Regions from separate parts of the Homo sapiens genome. Here region 1 is linked to region 2. A link is a loop called in an ENCODE intact Hi-C map of the cell type or tissue named here. Cell type or tissue: PC-9. All regions are shown on one strand. Links, peaks and the distances in the headings refer to the core of each region. The heading gives the core; the rest is flanking DNA.

Evidence for each region. A loop is a pair of places that touch in the nucleus more often than their neighbours do. Peaks named below come from ENCODE experiments on the same cell type or tissue, not always from the same donor. Only the 100,000 strongest peaks of a DNase experiment are listed, where the experiment ranks them.
Region 1: a loop joins it to region 2, with 11 times the contacts of the local background. A loop is called at or near these places in 4 of 110 quality-filtered maps.

What each region holds. Positions count from the first base shown.
Region 1 is chr20:19,626,271-19,631,654 of GRCh38, forward strand. The region is part of intron 6 of SLC24A3 (solute carrier family 24 member 3); the gene reads left to right. Among named protein-coding and RNA genes, the nearest start is that of RIN2, 130 kb to the right of the region's middle. In PC-9, for the core only: a CTCF peak has its summit at 2,474 (motif pointing right); a DNase peak (open chromatin) is centred at 2,501; H3K4me3 peaks cover 523 bases; H3K27me3 peaks cover 360 bases.
Region 2 is chr20:19,800,059-19,805,442 of GRCh38, forward strand. The region is part of intron 2 of RIN2 (Ras and Rab interactor 2); the gene reads left to right. Among named protein-coding and RNA genes, the nearest start is that of RIN2, 44 kb to the left of the region's middle. RefSeq lists an enhancer at 2,387-2,681. In PC-9, for the core only: a CTCF peak has its summit at 2,918; a DNase peak (open chromatin) is centred at 2,613; H3K27ac peaks cover 1,109 bases.

The DNA.
Region 1 (5,384 bases), core at 66-5,065, 170 kb before region 2:
CTGAGAAATCTGAGGCTCAGATCAGGGAAGTACCTTTTCTATGTTCCAGGATAGGCATGAAGCAGACCAAGAATATTCTTATCATTTTTCCTGATGATGAAACTGTGATGTAAGTTACATATAGAGAAAGAAATTCCAATATTTTTCTAAAAGACACTTATTTTTGTACATTGTTATTGAAGGTGACAGAAAAGGGTGTTGAGTTGAACAGAATAAAATCCACCTTTAGAGTAACTATGCAACTTATTTCAAGAGTAGGTGAATATTTCTTGGTCCTATTCTCCTGGGTTCTAAGTAGTTCTTCCCAGGAAAACATAAGAGAGATTACGTTTAAGTAGTTAGTGCTTCCTTGTAAATGTATAGTCCTTAATGCTGGTGCTCTGTTTCTACCACAGCCTGAAAAATATAAAATAACTCTAGTGGCTTTGCTCCATCTCATAAGCATCCTTATCACCAAGTACCAGGAGTAAGAATGAGCAGTGTAGATGTGGAGGAAAAACATTTGTTTTCATGATCTTAGTCCCCCAGTTCTACTGAAAAGGCCTTGGGTATTTTGATTACTGACAATATACCTATTTGATCATTCCTCATCCCTTGCAAAATGAATATGGGCTGTCACGTAGAGCCAGTTGAATACTGTGAAAAGATCACAGTGGAAAGTCTTAAGGGCGACCTTGGACAAGAACCTGGATTCCTGCTTCTAACTGAAAACATCCTACAAGGTTATACAAACTGGTAGGAAATGGCTGACCTACTGGAGATCTGCAGATTGATCAGGAGCGAAGCCACTTAGAGCGTATCAGATTCTCTTGTTATCTGCAAAGCAGGAGTGAGTCATTTCATTGAGCTGTTGGCATGCAACAGGCACTTAGGAAAGATCTGACGAAGTGAAAGTATCCATTTGGGACCCATTCTATTCAAATATGTGCCTACCCTCAAGATGCATGTATCTGTCTGTGTTGTTTCTTAGAAGTGGTACAACCGCACATAAGCCATTCTTCCCAACCACTATCTTCTTCATTTTAACATGTAAAAATATTGTTATTCCATTATGTCTAAATTCTTCATTTTCTTGACTCTCCTACTATCTCCATAGTATTTCCACATGTAAGATGTAGGCTTTTGTGAGAAAAAGAGAATTCCTTTAATTTGTTTCAGCACTCATTAACCTAACGTGATTCTTGACCATTCTACATGGAAGTCTACTTACACTTTCCATGGACACAAAGGAACCTTGATTCTTATATTTACTTGGCAGATGGACTGAGGATGGGGGGAAAAAAAGGCACAGAATGAAAACAAGTAAATATTCTGGGGTTCAGGGAGATTATGATAAAATAAATAAAGGAACAACAAGCTGTAAGAAGAAAAGAAAAGAATAAGTCATGCCTGATCAACATTATTTTAATTGTTCCACTACATTAATTAATGGAAGGAGGAACACCATGGTGCCCACCCTTGAGAAGAATGTTCTGTTGAGTGATTTGTGAAACATTTAACTATCACATTCATTGAACAAGTATAAACACAGAGTAGTAATAAGTGACAAGGATTCTATAAGGAGATGTATATTAGCACAGGTAGGAGCAAATTTGAAGTAATTTCGAGGAAAATGTAAATCAGTCACTGAGAAGAAAATACCCTCAGCTGGGAGTTGTGGCTCACTCCTGTAATCCCAGAACTTTGGGAGGCTGAGGCGGGCAGACCACGAGGACAAGAGATTGAGACCCTCTTGGCCAACATGGTGAAACCCTGTCTCTGCTAAAAATAATTTTTAAAAAAAATTAGCCAGGCATGGTGGGGCACGCCTATAGTCCCAGCTACTCGGGAGACTGAGGCAGGAGAATCGCTTGAACCCAGGAGGCGGAGGTTGCAGTGAGCTGAGATTGCGCCACTGCACTCCAGCCTGGCGACACAGCGAGACTCCATCTCAAAAAAAAAAAAAAAAAAAAGAAAAAGAAAAAAGAAAAGAAAATAATCTCAGCCTGCAGAAGTGAGAGCACTCATATCACTGATGAGTAGAGAGAGCATCAGTGATTTCAGCAAGATGGTGGAACAGGAAGCCCCAGGTCCTTCCCCCATGGAGACATTAACTTAACAACAATGTATAAACCACATTGCCTTTGTGAGAACATCAGAAACCAGTTGACAGGTTACAGGACCCCAGGTGAGTACAACACCAAGAAGAGACACATTGGAGGAGGGAAGAACATTTGTTGGACTTACCTACTATATCCCATCCTCCAAACTCATGGCTTCTCCTTCAGGAGGAAAAGAAAAAGGCAGAACATGCACCCAATGCCTGGATTTTGGGGGTGCTTCTCAGGGGACTGGTTGCTTTCTTGCCTGACCTAGAATGCTGGTGGGGAAACAGCACACTTTTGATACCTGGGGGCCACTGAGAACCAAGGCAACAGTTCTGCTTGCTACACCACTACCAGAGAAATTAAAGCATCACAGACAGACACCAGGGGGAGCTACTGAGTAGAAACAGGCACACCACTTCAGCTGGGAAATTATACCTGTAGGCCCAGAGATGATGCAACCGCTGGGAAGATTTGAGAGGCCTGCAGAATCTCTAGTGGGGCTAATTGGAGAAGATGTTCCCTGTCTGAAGACAGTCCATAGAGACTGGGAGAGGTGTTTGTTTTTTCAAATGTCCACATATCAACAAAATATCGTAAGACATACAAAACAACAACAACAAACAAACAAACAAGAAACAGGAAAACATGGCCCAATAAAAGGAAAAAATAAATTAATAAATCTCCAGTAACTGACCCAAAAGAAATAAAGATTTATGAATTACCTGAAAAAGAATTAAGAATAACCATCATAAAAATGCCCAATGAGCTATAAAACACACACACACACACAGACAACTAAATGAAATCAGGAAAACAATATACAAACAAAATGAGAGCATCAGCAAAAAGAAACTATAAAAAAGAACTAAACAGAAAATCTAGGGCTAAAGAACAATAACTGAATTGAAAAATTCACCAGAAGGGATCAACAGTATACTGTATCAAGCAAAAGAAAGAATCAGCAAACTTCAAGACAGGTTATTTGAAATTATCAAGTCATAGGGGTAAAAAACAAAAAGGATGAAGAAAAGCAAAGAGCTATTAAGAGACATATAGGATACGATCAAGTGGACCAATGTACACATCATGGGAGTTCAGAAGGAGAAGAAAGAAAGGACAGAGAGCCTATTTGAAGAAATAATAGCCAATATCTCCGCAAATTTGAGGAAGGAAATGGGCATACAAATTCAAGGACCTCATATAACTCCAAATACAATTAATCCAAAGAGACCTTGCCATCAAACACACTATCATCAAACTGTCAAAAGTAAAGACATGAATCTTGAAAGCAGCAAGAGAAAAGTGATTTGCCTCATACAAGAGAAAATCCATAAGATTATCAATGGATTTCTCAGAAGAAGCCTTGCGGGCCAGAATGGATTGGGATGATATATTCAAAGTGCTAAAAGAAAAAACTGACGGCCAAGAATACTGTGCAGAAAAACTGCCATTCATTAATCATGGGGAAATTAAGATTTTCTCAGATAAATAAAAGCTGAGAGAGTTATCACCACTAGGCCTGCCCTACAAGAAATACTGAAGAGAGACCTTCAAGTTGAAACAAAAGGATTCTAGAAAGCCAAACAAAAGTATACAAAAATATGAAGCTCTCTGGTAAAGGTAAATACATACACAAGTATAGAGTCCCATGGTATTGTGATGTTAGTGCAAAATCACTTAATTCTGGTATAGAATTTAAAAGACATAGGTATAAGCAATAACTATAAATTATTGGTGAGTAAAGAGAAATCATCTTAGAGGCTTAGGGCACAAGAGATCCTATGAAAAGCCACTATGGCTATTCTCATAAGAGATTCCATTTTGAGCAAAGTTGCCCAGATGGAGATGAGGGAGATTGTCAAAGTTTAAAACATTATACAACGTTGGAAAATAAGATTAAGACAGCTAGTAACTTTGAAGATATCTGTTTAATAATCACATTAATAACAGTAAGTTTGGAGACAACAAGCCACCCAAATTCTCATGAGATCCATCTATGTTTGACTTAAATGATCAAAATGACTTGAGATATATGAAATTAATTTGCCAAGTCTATTTCTGTAATCTTCAGGTCATCTGCTACTTACACTGACCAGGTAACTCTAGCTTTGTTTTGAAAGAAGGTCTGATGGTGAAATTAAATAACAAGTTAGGATCAAGGAGACCATTTGAGAGAGAAAAGGATCTAAATTCTAGTTCTAGAATGGAATCCCAGACATAACATATAACTGACCCCAATTATTCTTTAGCTAAAAGGTATCCTTTTCTACAACAGGATTGCAGTCATTCTTTTCCAATTGACTCAGCAATATATAACCTCATTTTATTATTTAACTTTATTTTCATAGCTCTGACATAAGCTAAACTCCATTTAATCCAAAAGGATTTTTAAAGTGTCTATACTGGAAAAGACTACAATGGAAAAGGACTGACTTTGTACCTAGAGCAGGCCAGGATGAAAACATACCCTAGGACCAGAACAGCAAGGAGGGATGGGTTTCAATGGATGGTGCTCTGAAAACAGCCTCTTGAAATTTAGATGCTGGCCCTTGAACTAATTGTATGGGTGGAGCACGTTAGCTGCTTCAGAATAAAAACCAATTATATTAACAACCACCCTCATTATGCAGGACATAATCACCATGACCATGTCAATATGTGTGTGGAATATGGATTTTAAGTATTTTATTATGAAAGTATTGTGTGTTGGGCACAGTGGCTCATGCCTGTAATTGTAGCACTTTGGGAGGCTGAGGTGGACAGATCACTTGAGCCCAGGAGTTCGAGACCAGCCTGGGCAACATGGTGAAACACTGTCTACAAAAAAGAAAAAGAAAAAAAGAAATACACAAATTAGCGTAGGCTGGTAGTACCACATGTAGACCCAGCTACTTGGGAGACTGAGGTTAAGCCTTGGAGATGGAGGTTGCAGTAAGCTGAGATCACACCGCTGTGCTCCAGCCTGGGTGACAGAGTCAGACCCTGTCTCAAAAATGAAAATAAAAAGATATTGTGAATATTTTGCGAAGTGTTGTAAGGACATATCCATCAAAGAATGTCTAAAATAAAGCCAAAATACATCAACTTTTATTTTTTTTTAAGTATAGGTGCTCCTTGACTTATCATGAGATTACATTCCAATAAACCTATTGTAAGTTGAAGATATTATAAGTTAAAAATGCATTTTCTACATCTACCCTATCAGTTGTTTACACTCATGGTCACGTGGCTGACTGGGAGTTGTGGCTCACTGCCACCGCCCAGCATCACGAGGGCATTGTACTGCACGTTGCTAGC
Region 2 (5,384 bases), core at 160-5,159:
GTTCATTCAATTATCACAACACCACCACGAGGTGGGCACTGCTGTTGCCCCGTCTGAGGGATGACACCACTGCCGAGTACAAAGAACCTGGCAATAACTGAAAGAGGACATGGCAGTAATGATTCTACTTCTCTTTCTTCAGTTCCCACCACCTTGCTTCCTGTTCTCCACTTTTTGTAGTTTTTTTTATAATAGAATTATAAATCTTCACATTGAAAGGAAATTGCATTGATGGGATTTCAGTATAGGCCACTATGGCAGATCATATTTTTCAACATGGGTCACAGTCATGGCTCCTCCAAAACCTTGCTACTCCTCCATCAAGTGGAGAGGTCTATTTTCCCTCTCCTTGAATCTGAGCAGGACACAGTGACTGCCTTGACATAAAGAATGTGGCAAAGTGATGTCGAGTGACATCAAAGTCTTGATTAGCAAAGGTGACGGGGCTTCCACGTAGCTCTCTAAATCCCTTAGGATACATGTCCTTGAGACCCAGCCACCATGTTTCTGGGAAGCCAGGCCCTGCAGAGAGGCCACATGTAGGTGCTCCAGTTGACAGCCCCACTGACATGGGACTTAGAAGGCTGGCTCCAGCCCCCAGCCTTTGAGCTGTCCCCACTGATGCTAAATCGAGCAGAGATAAGCTGTCCCTGCTAAACCATCCCTGCTGATCCCTGCTCCTATAGCAGATTCATGAGCAAAATAAACATTGTTGTTTTCAGCTATTTCATTTAAACCCACAGCAACACTGTTTGAAGTGTAAAATATCATTTTGCTTGTTTACAAGTAAGAAAACAGAAGTTGAATGAGATGAACTGACTTACCTAAGGCCACACAACTATTGAATGTGTTGCTGGAGTTTCAACCCAGAGCTGCCTGATTTCAAGCTTGTGAGGTTCACCACTGCTCTAACTACACATTCTTTCTGGGCTGGGAGCTGGGCCTTCGCTGCCCTGTAGACACAACTGCTCTCAGAGAAAGCAAACCCTTGCAGAGTAAGAGCAATAAGAGAGAAAAATGTTAGAGAACTATTTCTGCACAATATGTTGTTGCTCTATTTCTTAATTTGGACCCTGGTTGGGTGCCTCCCTTTCTGACTTAAGTGTAGAGTTCTCTCAGGAAGCTGTCTACCTTCCCTCCATGAATTTAGATCCTGTGGTATCTGCTCATATTACACAATATTCTTTTCCTTATCATGTAAAATAATCATCAAGTAATTCTTTATTTTATTTTATTTTATTATTATTATTTTTTGAAATGGAGTTCTTGTTTGTTTGTTTGAGACAGAGTCTTGCTCTGTCACCCAGGCTGGAGTGCAGTGGCGCAATGTCGGCTCACTGCAATCTCTGCCTTTCGGGTTCACGCCATTCTCCTGCCTCAGCCTCCCGAGTAGCTGGGACTACAGGCCCCCACCACCACGCCCGGCTAATTTTTTTGTATTTTTAGTAGAGATGGGGTTTCACTATGTTAGCCAGCATGGTCTCAATCTCCTGACCTCGTGATCCGCCCGCCTCGGCCTCCCAAAGTGCTGGGATTACAGGCGTGAGCCACCGCGCCCGGCATCATTATGCGATTCTGTGATCAATGTCTCTATCCCTAGTTTTATTTCGGGAAGGCCCGGGATTGGTCTGTCTTTCCTATTCTTCACCTCTTTTCTTCTAGCAAAGACCCTTACCTGAGCAGATACCTAATAAATGCATGTTAAATAAACACCAAAGAGCATTAGATGTGAATTTTCTTGATAATAATGATGACAGAGTAAGGAAGTGCATAGTTCCAGGTATAAATACTGAAGTCTTATCATGATGTTGTAGGTTTGTCTTTTGAGGCCAAAGATTTCTCACTTCCTCTGTCCTTCCTGTTAGATAAAACATCCCTGTGTTTGACTTTCATAAATAAATAACTTCAATAAAATGCAGTTGTAAAATAAACAATAATAGGAACTGCCACAGGACTCTGAGATACGATATTTCATTAGGTTATCCGAGCAAAAAATATTTTCAAGAGGGGAAAAGCCAATATATAACATTGGAGAACTGATGACCACATCATCCGTTGTCACATTTAATCATCACGACAGCCCTATACAGGTGGGATTGTTATTATTCTCATTTTACAGATGGGAAAACTGAGTCTCATGAGGTTAGGTCACTTGCCCTACATCACCCAGTTAGGCAGTATCAAGGCGGAATTTGGAGCAGGCCGGGTGACTTCACTGGGCCCTGTCCCGAGCACCCCGTGCTTAGGTGACCTACATGCTTGGCAGAAAGAGCTGCCCCTACCAGGTATGGCCAGGCCAGGTGTGGTGGCTCATGTCTGTAATCTCAGCCCTTTGGGAGGCCAAGGCAGGAGGATTGCTTGAGGACAGGAGTTCAAGATCAGCTTGGGCACTATCTCTACAAAAAGTTTCTTTAAAAAAAAAAAAAAAAAGTATACCTAGAGTTCCTGGGGCTTGGCCTCCCTCCCTTCCCCTTGCCACAGTGTGACTAAAGGTCTGGAGTGAGGCTGTGTTATAGAAAGGCAGGCTGGAGGGATGACATCACTGAAGAATTCCTTGGCAAGCAGTCAGTCAGCCACCTTTGGGTAGTCCCTACTTTCACCTGGGTCGCTAGGGTTGGTTAATTTTTAATACCAACTGAGTGACCCATCCCCTTCTCCACCTTGACTGAGTCCTGAAGGCCCCCTCAAAAGCTAGGTTTTAGTGCCCTATTTCATGGTACACCAAGGAGTGCTCTGGCACCATCTAGAGCAAGCCCTAGTCATCTGCATACCTGAGCGAAGTCTTCCAGCCCCTGCTGGACCCTGTTGGAAACAATGTATCCTCTCTTGGACACAGTCCATGCCTTAGACCTATACTCCAAGGAGCACAACCTGACCAGCCTCTCCCACTAGACCCCTCTTTTATCTTCTCTTGTTCTCGGGCTTCTCCTGCCCTCAGTGCAATAGAACTTCATTAACTAAATACAATTAACCGAGAATGCTTTATTGTTCCTGTTGTTCTACCTGCTCACTGATTAGTGAAAAAGGCCAGCACTGCCATCTGTGGGCTGAGAATTGTAAAGTGACTTAATGAAGATGAAATGTATTCCTTTCTCTTCATTCTCTTTTACCTGTCTATTTTCCTCGATTCTACCCTGTTCTTTCAACCCTAGCAGATGCAGCTTAGAAGCCTGATAATAATAAGGATAAGCAAGTCTTGCTGGAAAATAACTAGCATTTATTGAAAGCTTGTTGTGTGCAAAAAGAACAAAGCTGGAGGCATCCACTACCTGAGTTAAAACTATACTACAAGGCTACAGTAACCAAAACAGCATGATACTGGTACAAAAACAGACACATAGACCAAAAGAACAGAATAGAGATCTCAGAAATAAGACCACACATCTACAAACATCTGATTTTTGACAAACCTGACAAAAACAAGCAATGGGGAAAGGATTCCTTATTTAATAAACGGTACTAGGAAAACTGGCTAGGCATATGCAGAAAATTGAAACTGGACCCCTTCCTTATACCTTACACAAAAATCAACTCAAGATGGATTAAAGACTTAAATGTAAAACTCAAAACTAAAAATCAGATCTTTGTTCTTTTTGCTCCAGATTGTCTTACCTGTACAGACTCTTTTTTGGTTCCATGTGAATTTTAAAGTAGTTATTTTTTAATTCTGTGAAGAATGTCAATGGTAGTTTAATGGGAATAGCATTGAATCTATAAATTGCTTTGGGCAGTATGGCCATTTTCACAATATTGATTCTTCCTATCCTTGAGCATGGGATGTTTTTCCATTTGTTTGAGTCATCTCTGATTTCCTTGAGCAGTGGTTTGTAGTTCTCCTTGAAGAGGCCCTTCACTTCTCTTGTTAGCTGTATTCCTAGGTATTTTATTCTCTTTATAGCAATTGTGAATGGGAGTTCATTCATGATTTGGCTCTCTGCTTGTCTATTGTTGGTGTATAGCAATGCTTGCGATTTTCCCACATTGATTTTGCATCCTGAGACTTTGCTGAAGTTGCTTATCAGCTTAAGAGGCTTTTGGGCTGAGACAATGTGGTTTTCTAGATATAGGATCATGTCATCTGCAAACAAAGGCAATTTGACTTCCTCTCTTCCTATTTGAATTCCCTTTTTATCTTTCTCTTGCCTGACTGCCCTGGCCAGAACTTCCAATACTATGTTGAATAGGAGTGGTGAAAGAGGGCATCCTTATCTTGTGCTAGTTTTCAAGGGGAATGCATCCAGCTTTTGTCCATTCAGTGTGATATTAACTGTAGGTTTGTCATAAATGGCTCTTATTATTTTGAAGTATGTTCCATCAATACCTAGTTTATTGAGAGTTTTTAACATAAAGGGATGTGGAGTTCTATTGGATGCCTTTTCTACATCTATTGAGATAATCATGTGGTTTTTATCTTTAGTTCTGTTTATATGATGAATTACCTTTATTGATTTGCATATATCAAACCAGCCTTGCATCCCAGGGTTGAAGCTGACTTGATCGTGGTGAATAAGCTTTTTGATGTGCTGCTGGATTTGGTTTGCCAGTATTTTATTGAGGATTTTTGTATCAATATTCATCAGGGATATTGGCCTGAAGTTTTATTTTTTTGTTGTATCTCTGCCAGGTTTTGGTATCAGGATTATGCTGGCCTCATAAAATGGGTTAGGGAGAAGTCCCTCCTTTTCAATTGTTTGGAATAGTTTCAGAAGAAATGGTACCAGCTCCACTTTGTACCTCTGGTAGAACTCAGCGGTAAATCCATGTGGGTTTTTTTTGTTTTGTTTTGCTGTTGTTGTTGTTGTTTGTTTTGTTTTGTTTTTGGTTGGTAGGCTATTTATGACTCCCTCAAAATTTCAGAACTTGTTATTGGTCTATTCAGGGATTCAACTTCTTCCTGGTTCAGTCTTGGGAGGGTCTTTGTGTCCAGTAATTTATCCATTTCTGCTAGATTTTCTAGTTTATTTAGGTAGGCACTATTCTTATCCTTATTTTACAGATGAGAAAACTGAAGCACTGAGAAGTCAAGTTACCTGTGTGTCATGGCGTCTGGCACATTCAAGTGTTCAGTGAGTGTTAGTTACTATTTATTACAATGAGACTTAGCTTTGGTCAAAAATTGGGATGCGGGTATTTATATGGGCAGGGATGCCCTGAAGCACAATGAGGGAGTAGGGAGTGGCATACGGAGGGCAAAGAGGCCATACAGTCTGTGACATGAGCAGGTTACCACTGTGGGCACCAGGGCTCAATCCCACCATCACTGCGACAGACTGTGTAGGATTCATCTTCGAATAGTCCAACTATGGGACTCAGAAGTTAGGATATTCCTGAAAGAAGTTATAGGGACCTTATTTTTTTTCTGAGATGAAGTCTCACTCTGTCAC